Linked DNA regions of Homo sapiens: regions 2 and 3 are each linked to region 1. Evidence: chromatin contacts called from ENCODE Hi-C or POLR2A ChIA-PET data. All regions are on one chromosome and are shown on one strand. The core of a region is the stretch at or near the end of the contact, and the rest is flanking DNA. Distances in the headings are between cores, read along the strand shown. Region 1 overlaps UGGT2 (UDP-glucose glycoprotein glucosyltransferase 2). Region 2 holds the start of CLDN10 (claudin 10). Region 3 overlaps LOC124903193 (a long non-coding RNA gene).

Region 1 (4,671 bases), core at 318-2,817:
AACACAACTACTAATATGTTGTTAGGGTTCTGTTGTGGCTCATACAGTAGTGGTGTAGGTCATTTTGGGATCTTTAGTACTTAGACTAACATGAGCTACCATAACAAACCCCCAAAATTCAGTGGCTTCATACTCATTCCAGCAGCAGACCTAAGTGGATATCTCCGTCATTGAGTAGCCCTCCTGTGTGCCATGTCTCAGGGAGTACTTTTTGTCCACCTGTAACTGCTTCTTCCAGTGCAGTAGCCACTTGCCTTATGTGGCTGTTGAGCCCTTAACATGTTGCTATTCTGAATTGAGATGTGCTGTAAGGTATAAAGTACACACCAGATTTTGAATACTCAATACAATGAAAATAACATATATCTCATTACTAATTTTTGTATTGATTACATGTTGACTTAGTATTTTGGATATATTGGGTTGAATAAAATATAGTATTAAAATTTATTTCACCTATTCCTCTTACATTTTTATACATGGCTACTAGAAAAATTTAGTATTTTTCTAGTGAAAAAACCCACAAATTATGTGTATGGTTTTCATTGCATTTGTATTGGATAGTACCAATCTGGAGGGAAGGGGAAAAAAAGTGTGGAGAACATATATCTTGAATCCTAAAGGCATGGCCCCTTGGTGGGAGTTGGTCACGTGGCCATATCTAGATGTAACAGGAGCTGAGAAATGGCATTCCTGGATGGACAGCTACTTCCTAGCAATAGCAATACCAATACCCAGGAAAAGGAGAAGTGGCACAAATTTTGGTGTTCAGCCCGTCTCCCTCATAGAAACACTAAGAGTAGAATGAGAGAACATGCTATTCTTCATGGAGGAGAAAAGAGAATGCAGAAAATTCCCAAGGAAATGGCCTAACAGAAGAAAAGAGCATGACTAATAATATTGAAGGTGGGAATGAAAATGTTTATGAATGTCATTATACTCTCTCAACTTTCCATCTCAGAGTTTTTCAGCCTCAGTACTATTGGCATTGAGGAGTGGAGAATTCTTTGTTACAGGGGTTTTCCTGTGCATTGTTGGGTATTCAGCAGCATTTCTGGCCTCTGTCCACTAGATGGCAGTAGCACCCCACCACTCCCCGGCCATCACACATTTTCTCCAGACTTTGCCAAAGCTCCCCGAGGGGCATGATTACCCAGTTAAGAAACACTAATAAAGCTTATAGAGTGTATGCATGAGCACACACATACACACACACACACACACAAACCCAATGTAGTACAAATAGCTAAACAAAACATAATATTTTTATTTTTTTAATAGTATGACAGAATTAAAAAAAGAATTAGTCCCATTATCTTCACTATATAGAAGACATTGCCTATAAAGTTAATTTCTGCAAGGAAAATTGTGTTGTCCACTTACCTCAGGAATATGTCACTATGGAAAAGAAATCCATAATGAATCAACTGAAAATATTTGGTGAGGAAAGGGTTAAGACAACAGGCTCACGGCTCATGACTAATAGCTTTCCCCTAAGAAATAAGAGGAAAGCAAGTGGAGAAAATGTCACCAGAAGTGAGCTTCAAGTTGCTTCCTGCCTTAATTCTTTGTAAATAGTGAATGGGCTTCCTTTATTACTTGATGAAGTTTATACTGCTCCCATTGTCTTCTGTCTCAGTAAATGGCAAATCCATTTTTTATATTGCTCAAGCCAAAGGTACTGGTGGCTTTGTCTTTCTTTGATGCCTCTCTTTACTTACAGCTCACGTCCAATATATCAGCAGATCCTTTCAGCTGTACCTTCAGATACATAGTGTGTCAGACTCTTATCAACCTTCTATAATTTTTGCTTTTAACTTTAATTTCCCAAGAAACTCTATAGTAGTACTCAATAGTTTAAACTGATTGTGTATTGATGGAACCTTAGAGATTTTCCTATTTTAATTTCTTTTGCAGTTGAATAAATTAAGCTACACACCCTACACACACACATAATTATGTGATACATACACATCCTACTACTAGTAAATATGGAGTTGGAACCCTGAGAACCGAGATGCCATTTCCATGTTTTTCTACTGTGCCTACAAAGCACACTAGTCTGCTATGTTCTTCTACATAGTGGTAATGTAATTAGATCTTTTGTCAAAAAGTTTTACATAATTTTTTTTTGACAGACTTATGAGTCATCAGAATGTCTTTCAACAATTTTTATTTAAATTTCTGATTGAGGTATTTGTATTAAGCAATTATTACATACATAAGTTGTGATATATCATTTCACCTGATCCTGTGTGTATTAAACTTCCAGTACTTAGTAGGACTCTGCTTTTTATAAAATGTATTTTGTTTGCCCTAGTGACACAGCATTGTCCTTATGTTTCCAGGAGCATGGTCTTTCATTAACAAAATTTACTTAAACTTTTAGTGCAATAATCCCAAAACAAAAGAATCCAAACTAAAAGCTGCTGCCAGAATTGTCCCAGAATGGGTGGAGTATGATGCTGAGATAAGACAACTATTAGATCATCTTGAAAACAAGAAGCAAGATACAAGTAAGTCATCAACGTGTTGTGATGTCTGAAACATGCGTTGCATTAATGAGATTAGAATAGACTACAGACTCATTTCTTAGTGAATTTATAAAATGATTAAGAATTTCTTTAAGAAAGTCTGTGGCATAATTTAAAGGTGTATTTTTGTGTAGACTAAGCTTACAAGTTTAAAACATAGATAATCTGTTTCCCCATGGATACAGCTTCAGCTCATAACTCTATATGGATAGATAGTGTAACATTAGTCTCCTGACACAACATAGAGGTGAAAAATAAAAGTAAAAGGAGTGTTTGTCTTTAAGATTGCACTGAATTTCCTAAATGTGAAAATTTGAGCAAGTCCTAAAAATTAATAAAAGCTTTACATAGCTAACTAAAAATATCATTTCCTATCTCCAAAATTAATCTCATATATAACAGAGGTTTCCCCACGTGTTTGTGGTTCTAGTATGTTTAATCATGGGCTGGAGAATGACTTGGATTAGATTTGCTTCAATTCCTTTTATGAAAAAAACTGTGGCTACCTTGGCATTTCATTGCCCTACATAAGTGTTCAACAAATGTGCTGAATTTATTTTTTAAAGCTGATACAAACTTCTTGATTGTCCTGTAATTCTCTTTCCCTGTCAGTGCTGCCTGTGTCTCCCTATTCTTCACTCTTTCTTAAAAAACCCCCTGAACTCCTATTGTGTTCGGGTCAGTGTGTTAGAGACTTTCACTAGATTATATTGGCTAATACTCTCAATAATTCTTCCCAGTGGTTCAGAATACAGTTCTCATTTTCCTCAGCTTTACTGTTTAGGGAAGCCGAAATGATTATGTATAAACTGTCTCATATAAACGTGAAATTGTTTCATCTTGACTTTAAAAAAAAAAAAAAGTTTTCCTTTAAAAAAAAAAAGTTTTCTTGGTGTGTTCAAAAAGTTCATTATACACACCCATGTATGTATAATAATTTAGTATAGATAAAGATACTATTTCAATTCATAAGAAAATATTCTGTAAGTGGTATGATATGACTTTTTTTAAAGGGAGAGAAGTAGGATGACAAAGGGAGGAGGGAGAGAAGGAAAGAAAGCAGGAAGAAGGAAGAAAGGAAAATTACCTCAACAAAAAACATCTTTTTCTTATATATAAGTATTTCTTTTATCAAATTGGGAAAGAGGTAACAGTTAATAATAATGAGCATTGGTGAGAATGTTGGAAAGTTAGCATTTTTATACAAGTAAACGTATAGTAGCTGTATAAGTTAAGGAAATTTTATATGTATAAAAACTTAAAATTTGTATACCCTTTCACCCAGCAATTCACTTCAACAAACTTAAAAAAAGAAAAATGATGTCTATATTGGTGTTTATTATAGCATTATTTTTAACAATGAAATAGAAATAATCTGTCCATCAATAGACAATTGGTTACATAAACATTGATACAAACAATGAAATACAGTGTAGCCTTTCAAGACAAACAAGGTAAATGTATTTGTGCTGGCAGCATATTTTAAGTTAAAAAATAGGTTATAGAGCAATATTTATAATTGATCTCGTTTCCATTAAAGAAAAATCATAGGTCTGTATGTATGTGTTTGTGTATAGATATGTATATAAGTAAGGGAGAGAAGTTTTACAAAAGAGATTTTTTTTTATTATTATTATACTTTAAGTTCTAGGGTATATGTGCACAATGTGCAGGTTTGTTACATATGTATACATGTGCCATGTTGGTGTGCTGCACCCACTAACTCGTCATTTACATTGGATATGTCACCTAATGCTATCCCACCCCCTACCCCCACCCCACAACAAGCCCCAGTGTATGGTGTTCCCCACCCTGTGTCCAGGTGTTCTCATTGTTCATTTCCCACCTATGAGTGAGGACAGGCGGTGTTTGGTTTTCTGTCCTTGTGATAGTTTGATGAGAATGATGGTTTCCAGCTTCATCCATGTCCCTACAAAGGACATGAACTCATCCTTTTTTAAGGCTGCATAGTATTCCGTGGTGTATATGTGCCACATTTTCTTAATCCAGTCTATCATTTTTGGACATTTGGGTTGGTTCCAAGTCTTTGCTATTGTGAATAGTGCCGCAATAAACATATGTGTGCATGTGTCTTTATAGCAGCATGATTTATAATCCTTTGGGTATATACCCAGTA
Region 2 (4,521 bases), core at 1,144-3,643, 280 kb after region 1:
TGCCACTGCACTCCAGCCTAGGCAACAAGAGCAAAACTCCGTCTCAAAAAAAAAAAAAAAAAAAACTGGATTAACACAGAGTGGTGAGAATGTGGAGAAGCAGGTATTCTCATACACTGTCAGTGGAAAGTAATTTGACAGTATGAACTGAATATTAAAATGCACGTGTATTCTACTGCTCTTACGATACCATTTCTCAGTGGAATGGAGTCTACAGAAATACACACACATACAAAGAGGTGAATATAAGATTTTCAGTAAAGCACCACCAACAAAGAAAAGCTGGAAAAGGTCCAATGTCCACAATGGATCTATGGTTAACTAAGCCATTTTATGCAGTCTAATGAATATACCATGCAGCAGTTACACAGAGTCAAGTCACTTCTATTAAGTACTGACTTGGAAAAATACATTGATTTTAAAGTGTTGTACAACAGTAGGTAGTGTCATGCCATTTATGTTTTTAAAAGTCATTTTTTAGTCACATGAGCACACAGGAAGGCCATTTTGCAAGCTGGATGGCATAAAAATGTCACTCCTCTCTGTTCTCCTCCCAGCTAACCAGGACAACTATTCCTACTTCCTCTTCACTCCCGGCCCGATCTGCCCCCAAACAGGTATGGTACCACCTCCACTCTCACTGCAGACATGTAGGAGAAAACTTTATTATTCTGCACTTAATAATATTCATAGAGCATTCATTTCCTTCTCTCCCTTGTCCCCCAACTGTCCTACAGAAGGAAGCGTACCTATCTGGCACACTATCTCAGAGAACAATAGAGTTACAACAGAAGAGTGTTCAGAGGACAGTAACACATTGCTGACTATAAATCACAGGAACAAGAGAATGCCTGTTCATCTACCTGGATGCGTGCTCTACAAACCACAGGAAATTCAACGGTAATGCTGGGGAATAAACACTGTTCCGGCTGCTTATTTTACCGAACAGGACACGGACCCGGGCGCCACCCTTCTAAAACTAGATGCGTATTCCTTATACGGAGGTTCCATCAAATACCACGTTGAGCAACAGTTTGCTCTTCGTGGCAAACCCCATCTTAGAGGAATCAACTATTTTCTTTCATTTACCCAGCTATGTAAACAAAACCTGCAAGTGCGGTAATAAAAGAAAAAAACACCTCAAATCTAGAAATATGTAATGTAAATAACTCCTCTTAAGTTTCTGCCAGGATTCGTTTGCTGTAAAATCCTGGAAGCAACGGGCCTAGAACTTGAGCAATCAATGGGACCGGGCTGACATCGGCTGTTGTCTTGAAACTCAACAGAGCCAGAGTTCTGTGTGAATATCCACCAGCTGCTACCAGCATAAGGCCTGACTAACCAGAGCAACGCAGGTGAACCTCCACAAAGGAACAACCCAGGACAGCAGCAGGCACCGGGGACTCGGATGCAGAACTGGTCAGCTCCCGGCGCCACGCTCTCACGGCCCAAGATTCCCTACCCTCTGCGGACTCATCGCGGCACCGCAAGGGCTATTATTTTCCTAAAACTCGGAGGAAGTGTTTGTAGTGTTGCCTAGGCAGACAAGTTTGTAGAAGCTCTTTAAAGGGAAACAATAACAACAACAAATTCTGCAATATGTTTTCCCGCTTCCAACCTCTCAACCCCCACCCCCGCCTACTTTTAAAAGAACCAACGAAATGGCTCAAGGGAGGTCAGGACAAACGGATTTGGCTTGCAATGACACCATTTTTATCAGAACCCAGCCTTCGGGGAACGTAGGGGAGGGAGGTGGAGGAGACAAGCCCCTGCAGCATGAACTCTGGGTCCCAGCGGTCCCCAAGATATGGGGGGTGGGGGAGGGCAGCCGCTTCCTTGACTCTCAGGACCGCAAAGCTTCCCCATCCCCCGACGCCTGGGAGTCACCAACCCGGGCCTGTCTGCGTGTCCCCCCTCCCGGGGTCCCAGGCTCGAACAGGCGCCCCGCGAGACAGCCATCAGGAGAGGGCGGGCACCAGGAGCGTCCCTGGCTCCCTAAGGCCCTGTTGGGAGAGACGGGTCGGGCCTCAGAGGAGTCCAGTCTAGGGGTCCCGCTGGGGGTATTGGGGGCGAGAGGGCGCCTAGCGGGCTGGCCATCAAGGAAGGAGGGCTGAGGGCGGGGGCCGCGGGGATGCAGACCGTCCAGCGCCAGCATGGAGGGGAAGTCCTTGCAGTTGGAGACGCCCGTGGAGTCGGTAACGCACGCCTTCCACAGGTTGGCCCAATAGGTGGCGGTTGTGATGACCGTGCCGTCGATGGTAGACACCTTCCAGTAGTCGGTGGGCAGCGTGGAGGACACCAGTACCCAGCCTGAGATGGAGACCATGAAGGCGATGATCTCCGAAGCCGTGCTAGCCATGCCGCCGGCTGCAGCCGCGCTCGCTCTCCGGCTCCCACTCTGCGCCGCGACCCCCGCACTCCCAACCCCGGGGCTCCGCCTCCCGCCTCCGCCTCCGCCCACCGTCCCCGCCCACCACCCCGCCCAGCGGACCCGGCGCCAGGGGGCGCACGCGACCCCTCACACCCATGCCCTGTCCCTTGAGGGGCCTCAGAGGGCTCGCGGTCGCCCCCCGGGTTCTCCATCTGCAGCTGGCCCGCGCCCGCGTGCGGGAGGAAGGCCGGCCTGCGCTCCCCTGAGCCAAAGGGCCGCGGAGAAGGGCTCGCTTGTTGGAGCGGCTCAGGTTCAGACTGGCAACCGGGTGTGGACAACCTGCTGCGCCCCCACCTCACCACCCCCACCCAGCCCTACCCAAGGCAAATAGCTTGGCTTCCTGACTACCTTGTAGAAGCAGAGCAGGAAAAGCCTTTTGCATGCCCTGAAAGGACACGGTTTGGTAACTCAGCCCTCGGTTTGCTGAACTCTAAAGGTTTGCGTGCCACGCTTGTTTGGGTGACTCTGTTTGACTTGTCAAGGAGGGATCATTGCAGATTCTGGGCTGGAAACCGGCCTTGCCCTCAAAACTCTGCAGTTCTTTTTGGCCTGGTGCTATGCGGAAAGTCATGGCAAAACGGTGCGTGGCACAGGCCTAAAGTCAAGATAGCAGCAGATGGGGCATCCTGACGATCTTGATCTTGCTGGTGTACTCATACTAATGCACTACGCAGAGGGCATTTGTTCAACACATTTTCCCTGTAGGTCCCTTCCAGCTTCCAGGTCTAGAGGCTATTCTATGAAAGGATGCTGTTATCCCAGTCAAAACTGCTATCTTGTCTTTTATTTTTTTTTAAACCACCTCCATCTCTCACGCCTAATTGAAATATAAACTCATTCATTCCTTCATCCCTTCATTGCTGTCTCAAGGTAAACATAAAGATCAAGGTGTACTTCTGGCTCCTGAGGCCACAAATCTGGGCATAAATGAGAGAACAAGGACACGGGTTATTATTTGTCCACTTAAAGGTTCTTGCAGTTTTGTTATGAGCTTCCAGGTTTCACTTGTTGCCAAAAGTAAGGAAAGGTCTAAAACCTATCAATCAGTCTGCTGTGATAAATCTCGTGCTAACCCTCTGTGTCACTATCTTTAGGCAGAAACACTCTGGTTCAATGTGAAGAATTTCTTAATTTCCCTTTGTCACTTTTTTTTTTTAACCAAATGGGTGCCCAGTGAAATTAGAGGCGACAAGGTGACTGGAGAAGAGAGGAAGCTGGACATAGAATCATCAAAACTTAGATTGGAAGAATCACTGTAGACCAGCAGGACACGCTCCACACTCAAAACAATGTTCCTGTCTATTTCTAGAGATAATGTTTAGCCCATGCTCCACCCTTCAGGACCAGCAGTTCAGTGCATGGCAACGTATCTATTCTGTTTTTCTTCATGTTGTTTTGACAGCCCTTTAAAAAAGCTTTTCTTCCTATTGAGCCCCAAATCTGTCTCTCTTCAATGTCTACCCGAATGTTGTAATCTGTGCTCTGAGAACACGAAGTAAGTCCTACTCTTGTTGCAGCCGTGCAGCGGCTGGCAGGTAGTGGGCTTCTCTGTGCTTAATGGTCCCATGGCTTTCGTGAATGGGTACAAGGGTGACAATGCAGACATGGTTACCCTACTGTTCTGCTCTGAACCCCAGCTTGTCCTGATGTATCATGTTAGGTTCACTGGTAAACTAAACTTAAAAACTGAGTTTAAGAAGTATCTCCCTGGCTGGGCGCAGTGGCTCACACCTGTAATCCCAGCACTTTGGGAGGCCGAGGCGGGCGGATCATGAAGTCAGGAGATCGAGACTATCCTGGCTAACACGGTGAAATCCCGTCTCTACTAAAAATACAAAAAAAAAAAAAAAAAAAAAAAAAAGTATCTTCCTAACCTCTTCCTTCTCATTCTCCTTGCTATGCAAATCAGTCACCTTTGAGCAATGACTACAAAGCATCCTCTATTCTTTTGTATGGCTTGCCTTTTTAAAGTGTTTTATCATCTGTTTTTTTGCCCTCCAGCATATTTCCACTATTATTTCTATGCCATATTCCTTCCTGAATAATCTGCCTATTTCTGATCCAATTACTATTTGAAAAACACAAAACCC
Region 3 (4,755 bases), core at 1,457-3,956, 450 kb after region 1:
AGTTGTAGTAAATTATACAGCACATAAAATTTGCCATTGTAACCATTTATTCTTTTTAGCGATGAGGTCTCGCTATGTTGCCCGGGCTGGTCTGGATCCTCCTACCTCAGCCTCCAGAGTAGCTGGAATTATAGGTGCACATCACCACGCCCAGCTCATCTTAACCATTCTTAAATGTTCATGTTAGTGGCATTAAGTACATTCACATTGTTATACAACCATCACCACCATCCATCTCCAGAACTTTTTTATTTTCCCCAACTGAAACTCTGTACCCATTAAACAATAACTCAGTCTGTCTCTAGTTTATGTTAATTATTTTCTAGTTCAGTCATCATCCCACTGGAATATTCTTTTGTTTTTTGTTTTGTTTTGTTTTGTTTTTAAGACAGAGTCTCACTCTGTCACCCAGGCTAGAGTACGGTGGCACAATCTTGGCCCACTGTAGCCTCTGCCTCCCGGGCTCAGCCAATCCTCCCACCTCATCCTCCCTGAGTAGCTGAGACTACAGGCATGTGACACCACGCCTGACTAATTTTTGTGTTTTTAGTAGAGATGGGGTTTCACCATATTGGCCAAGCTGGTTTCAAACTCTTGGACTCAAGTGATGCGGGCTCCTTGGCCTCCCAAAGTGCTGAGATTACAGGCATGACCCACAACGCCCAGCCTGGAATATTCTTTTACCTAAAGAATAGATTATAAACTTAAACTCCATCAATAATTCTTATATAAATAATAAGTGTATAACAAGCAAAGTAGAAAATATGCATAGCTGCTACAGTCCTCATTTTTGTAACTGAGCATAAGGCTTTAGTTGATATTTATAATTTTTTCAACTACCAATTTTGTCTTCTCTTTGACCACAGCAAGGAACACAGCTAGCTGGGATTCTTTACCTTATGGTGTGACATAAACCTTCATTCTTGATGAATCAGAATCCTAGTCACTCAGGCTTCATTGAGTTGATGCAATAATTCTTTTAACTGTTACTACTGGACTTGGAGGTATTAAGAATCATTCAGAGGGCAGGCACGGTGGCTCATGCCTGTAATCCCAGTACTTTGGGAGGCTGAGGCAGGTGGATCACCTGAGGTCAGGAGTTTGAGACCAGCCTGACCAAGACGGTGAAACCCTGTCTCTACTAAAAATACAAAAATTATCTGGGCATGGTGGCGCACACTTATAATCCCAGCTACTCAGGAGTCTAAAGCAGGAGAATCACTTGAACCTGGGAGATGGAGGTTGCAGTGAGCCAAGATTGCTCAATTTTTTTTTGAGACTCTGTCTCAAAAAAAAAATCATTCAGAGAGGTTTTTGGACTTAGTCTTCCCTGCTCCACTATGTAGTAACAACTCTACGTCTTCTTGTAATTGGAATTAATTACTCCAGTCAGTAATTTGCCTCTTTCTTTGCATATTGGTTCAGTGACATAAAGAGTCCCAAATAGTTGGTTCACTTGGAACCAATAATGTGTCCCTTGGTGGAAGCATTCTTCTCTTGGAAATAAAGAATGACCCGTAAGGCCAGGCACAGTGGCCTTCACCTGTAATCCTAACACTTTGGGAGGTCAAGGCAGGAGGATTGCTTGAGTCCAGGAGTTTGAGACTAACGTAAGCAACATGGCGAGACCTTGTCTCTACAAAAAATTAAAAAATTAGCTGGGTATGATGATGTGTGCCTGTAGAGTCCCAGCTACTTGGGAGGCTGAGGTGGGAGGATCATCTGAGCCCAGAAATTTGAGTCTGTAGTGAGCCAAGATTGTGCCACTGCACTCCAGCCTGGGAGATAAAGTGAGACCTTGTCTCAAAAAAAGAAAAAAAAAGATGTAAAAAAACACAAAAATATTCAGGAGCAGGAAGCAAAACTTAGGACTACTAAATTTAACAGTGAGAGGAGCTATTCCAACTTGTACCACTTGATTCCTGGACCTGTATTCTGACTATGAGAGAAATATTATTTTGATTGCTGGTTCAAAGCACATGCCCCATCACATAGAACAGACTCCAACTAACGGGGTGTTTTCACCCTGGAAAAGGAGCCTAGTCTTCTCAGAAATGGGAGAGAAGCGTGATTCCACTTGCAATGGGTATTCAGGGCCTTTGGTGTTTCTCAAGATTTTTATATTCTTCCAAATCCACACAAATATCCCCAATTCTCAGCCAGCTGCAGTGGCTCACACTTGTAATCTCAACACTTTGAGAGGCGGAGGTGGGAGAATCGCTTAAGCCTAGGAGTTCTAGAGACCAGCTTGGGTAACACAGGGAGACTGTCTCTACAAAAAAAAAAAAAAAAGGAAAAAATGTTAAAAAAAAAAAATTGGCCAGGCGCTGTGGCTCACGTCTGTAATCCCAGCACTTTGGGAGGCCGAGGCGGGTGGATCATTTGAGGTCAGGAGTTTGAGACCAGCCTGACCAAGCTGGTAAAGTCTACTAAAAATACAAAAATTAGCTGGGCGTGGTGGCCCTCGCCTGTAATCCCAGTTACTTGGAAGGTTGAGACAAGAGAATCACTTGAACCAGGGAGACGGAGGTTGCAGTGAGCTGAGATCTCGCCACTGCACTCCAGCCTGAAAGAGCGAGACTCTGTCTCAAAAAAAAAAAAATTTCTCAAGGTCTCAGTTCTCAATTTATGCCCCAGTTTCCACATGAGAAAAAAGGGAGAAGCTGGCAGGAACCAGCAGGTGGCACCAAAGGAAACCTCTGGCTGCCCTCGCTGCTCATTAGCGTTAAGACACTCCCATCAGCCCATGACAGCTTACAAATGCCAGGGCAAGGACCCAAAAGTTACCGCCCTTTTCCTAGAAAGTTCTAAACAACGCTCTCCTCAATTTGCATTAACCCACTCCTTAATTTGCATATAGTCGAAAGTGGGCATAAATATAGTTCCCAACAGCCCGTACTCTGCAGAGGCTGGGGACACTGCCCATGAGTTATCCCTGCTCCACAAGGAACAAGACCATTCAATAAAAGATTGTCATCTGATACTACCGGCTTGCCCTTGAATTCTTTCCTGGAGGAAGCCAAGAACATTCCTAGGCTAAGCCCCAGTTTTGGGGGTTCCTTGTCCTGCATCAGCTTCTAAATCAGTTTATCATAATTCTGCAACCTCGGCCAGGCACAGCGGCTCACGCTTGTAATCCCAGCACTTTTGGGAGGCCGAGGAAGGTGGATCACCTGAGGTCAGGAGTTTGAGACCAGCCTAGCTAACATGCGAAACCCCATCTCTATTAAAACTACAAAAATTAGCTGGGTGTGGTGGCACGTGCCTGTAATCCCAGCTACTCAGGAAGCTGAGGCAGGAACCCAGGAGGCAGAGGTTGCAGTGAGCCCAGATTGTGCCATTACACTCCAGCCTGGGCGACAGAATGAGACTCTGTCTCAAAAATAAATAAATAAATAAAAATTTAAAAAAATTAATTCTGCAACCCAAACCACCAAAACTTGGGTCTTTATTAGTCCTATGGCTACCAGAAACCAGAGTTTGTTTGTTTGTTTGTTTTTGAGGTGGAATCTCGCACTGTCACCCAGGCTGGAGTGCAATGGCACCATCTCGGCTCACTGCAACCTCCGCCTCCCAGGTTCAAGCGACTCTCCTGCCTCAGCCTCCCGAGTAGCTGGGACTACAGGTGCCTGCCACCACACCCGGCTAATTTGTATTTTTTGTAGAGACGGGGTTTCACCATATTGGCCAGGCAGGTCTCGAACTCCTGACCTTGTCATCTGCCTGTCTCGGCTTCCCAAAATGCCAGGATTACAAGTGTGAGCCACTGCACCTGGCCGAACAAATTATTACTATTATTATTATTTTTTTTGAGATGGAGTTTCTCTCTGTTGCCCAGACTGGAGTGCAGTCATGCAATCTTAGCTCACTGCAGCCTCTGCCTCCCGGGTTCAAGAGACTCTTCTGCCTCTGCCTCCCGAGTAGCTGGGACTACAGGGGCATATCACCAAGCCTGGCTAATTTTTGTATTTTTTAGTAGAGATGGGGTTTCACCATGTTGGCCAGGGTGGTCTCGAACTCCTGACCTCAGGTGATCCACCTGCCTCGGCCTCCCAAAGTGCTGGGATTACAAGCATGAGTCACCGTGCCCGGCCGGTCATTTCTTTTTATACCATTCTGGTACCAAACACTGTATCAGTTAGTATCCAGTCCAGAAAAACCTGACGATATGTATTTCAAAAACCATTCTTCTGCACTGAATAATATTAAAATCCCAGGTTTCTTAAACACTGCAGCAGGCTGGTAGGAGAGTGTGTGTGAAGTTATTCCAAGAAGAGCAGGGCACACTGGACTTCTGGTTAATGGAATAGGTGGGTACTCCATTCTGGTTAACGGAGTAGTGTTTTGATGGAAAAACGAAAGTGGTGTGACTGTATTTGTACTTGGACTTGACACCTTCAACAACTTGCCTCCTATACTGGAGGCCCACTGAGTCAAGCTCTTTCATATAAATTACTCCTGCTCTTTTTGTCTCATCCAGCCTTTGGTGCCTGACACACATGCCTTTCAAGCATAGGAGCACTTGAAACAGGGAATTGGTTACAAAAAGGGTTAGGAGACCTATAGGAACAAATGGGGAAGGGTGGTGTCACCCTGCAGGCAGCTGCTACTGCTCCTGGGCTGGAGGAGCTTACAGGGACAGTTGTGTTATCCAGAGCCCCAAGCCTACAGCCAGGCTAGAGCTGCCCTTTATATTTACAGGGCAGGACACTTGGAGCCTGGGATTGCTCCCTGTTACTGATACCCAACAGCAAC

The links. Hi-C counts contacts between places; a loop is a spot of excess contacts on that map. ChIA-PET counts read pairs that join two places held with the same protein, here RNA polymerase II (POLR2A). Pooled maps may share reads with other maps.
Region 2: a pooled map shows a loop between it and region 1 (4-fold over the local background). The contact joins the promoter of CLDN10 here to the enhancer-like site in region 1. A Hi-C loop is called at or near these places in 2 of 168 maps with a recorded cell type or tissue (head of caudate nucleus and heart right ventricle), 2 of 37 single-sample maps with no recorded cell type and 3 of 50 pooled maps.
Region 3: a map of endothelial cell of umbilical vein shows a loop between it and region 1 (11-fold over the local background). The contact joins two enhancer-like sites. A Hi-C loop is called at or near these places in 2 of 168 maps with a recorded cell type or tissue (endothelial cell of umbilical vein and heart left ventricle) and 7 of 50 pooled maps. POLR2A ChIA-PET finds 5 or more read pairs at or near these places in 1 of 52 experiments (GM12878).

The regions. Positions count from the first base shown.
Region 1 is chr13:95,830,772-95,835,442 of GRCh38, reverse strand. It overlaps UGGT2 (UDP-glucose glycoprotein glucosyltransferase 2), which reads left to right. Exons shown (of 39, transcript NM_020121.4): 38 at 2,390-2,516. Among named protein-coding and RNA genes, the nearest start is that of DNAJC3, 160 kb to the right of the region's middle. Within about 2 kb of position 1,567, at least 2 of the 41 ENCODE cell types and tissues checked have a DNase peak (open chromatin) inside an H3K27ac peak, as active enhancers do.
Region 2 is chr13:95,550,592-95,555,112 of GRCh38, reverse strand. It overlaps CLDN10 (claudin 10), which reads right to left and starts at 2,393. Exons shown (of 5, transcript NM_006984.5): 1 at 2,140-2,393. The coding sequence starts at 2,359.
Region 3 is chr13:95,378,807-95,383,561 of GRCh38, reverse strand. All of the region lies in intron 1 of LOC124903193 (a long non-coding RNA gene), which reads left to right. Among named protein-coding and RNA genes, the nearest start is that of ABCC4, 80 kb to the right of the region's middle. RefSeq lists an enhancer at 2,460-2,509 and a silencer at 2,790-2,839. Within about 2 kb of position 2,706, at least 3 of the 41 ENCODE cell types and tissues checked have a DNase peak (open chromatin) inside an H3K27ac peak, as active enhancers do.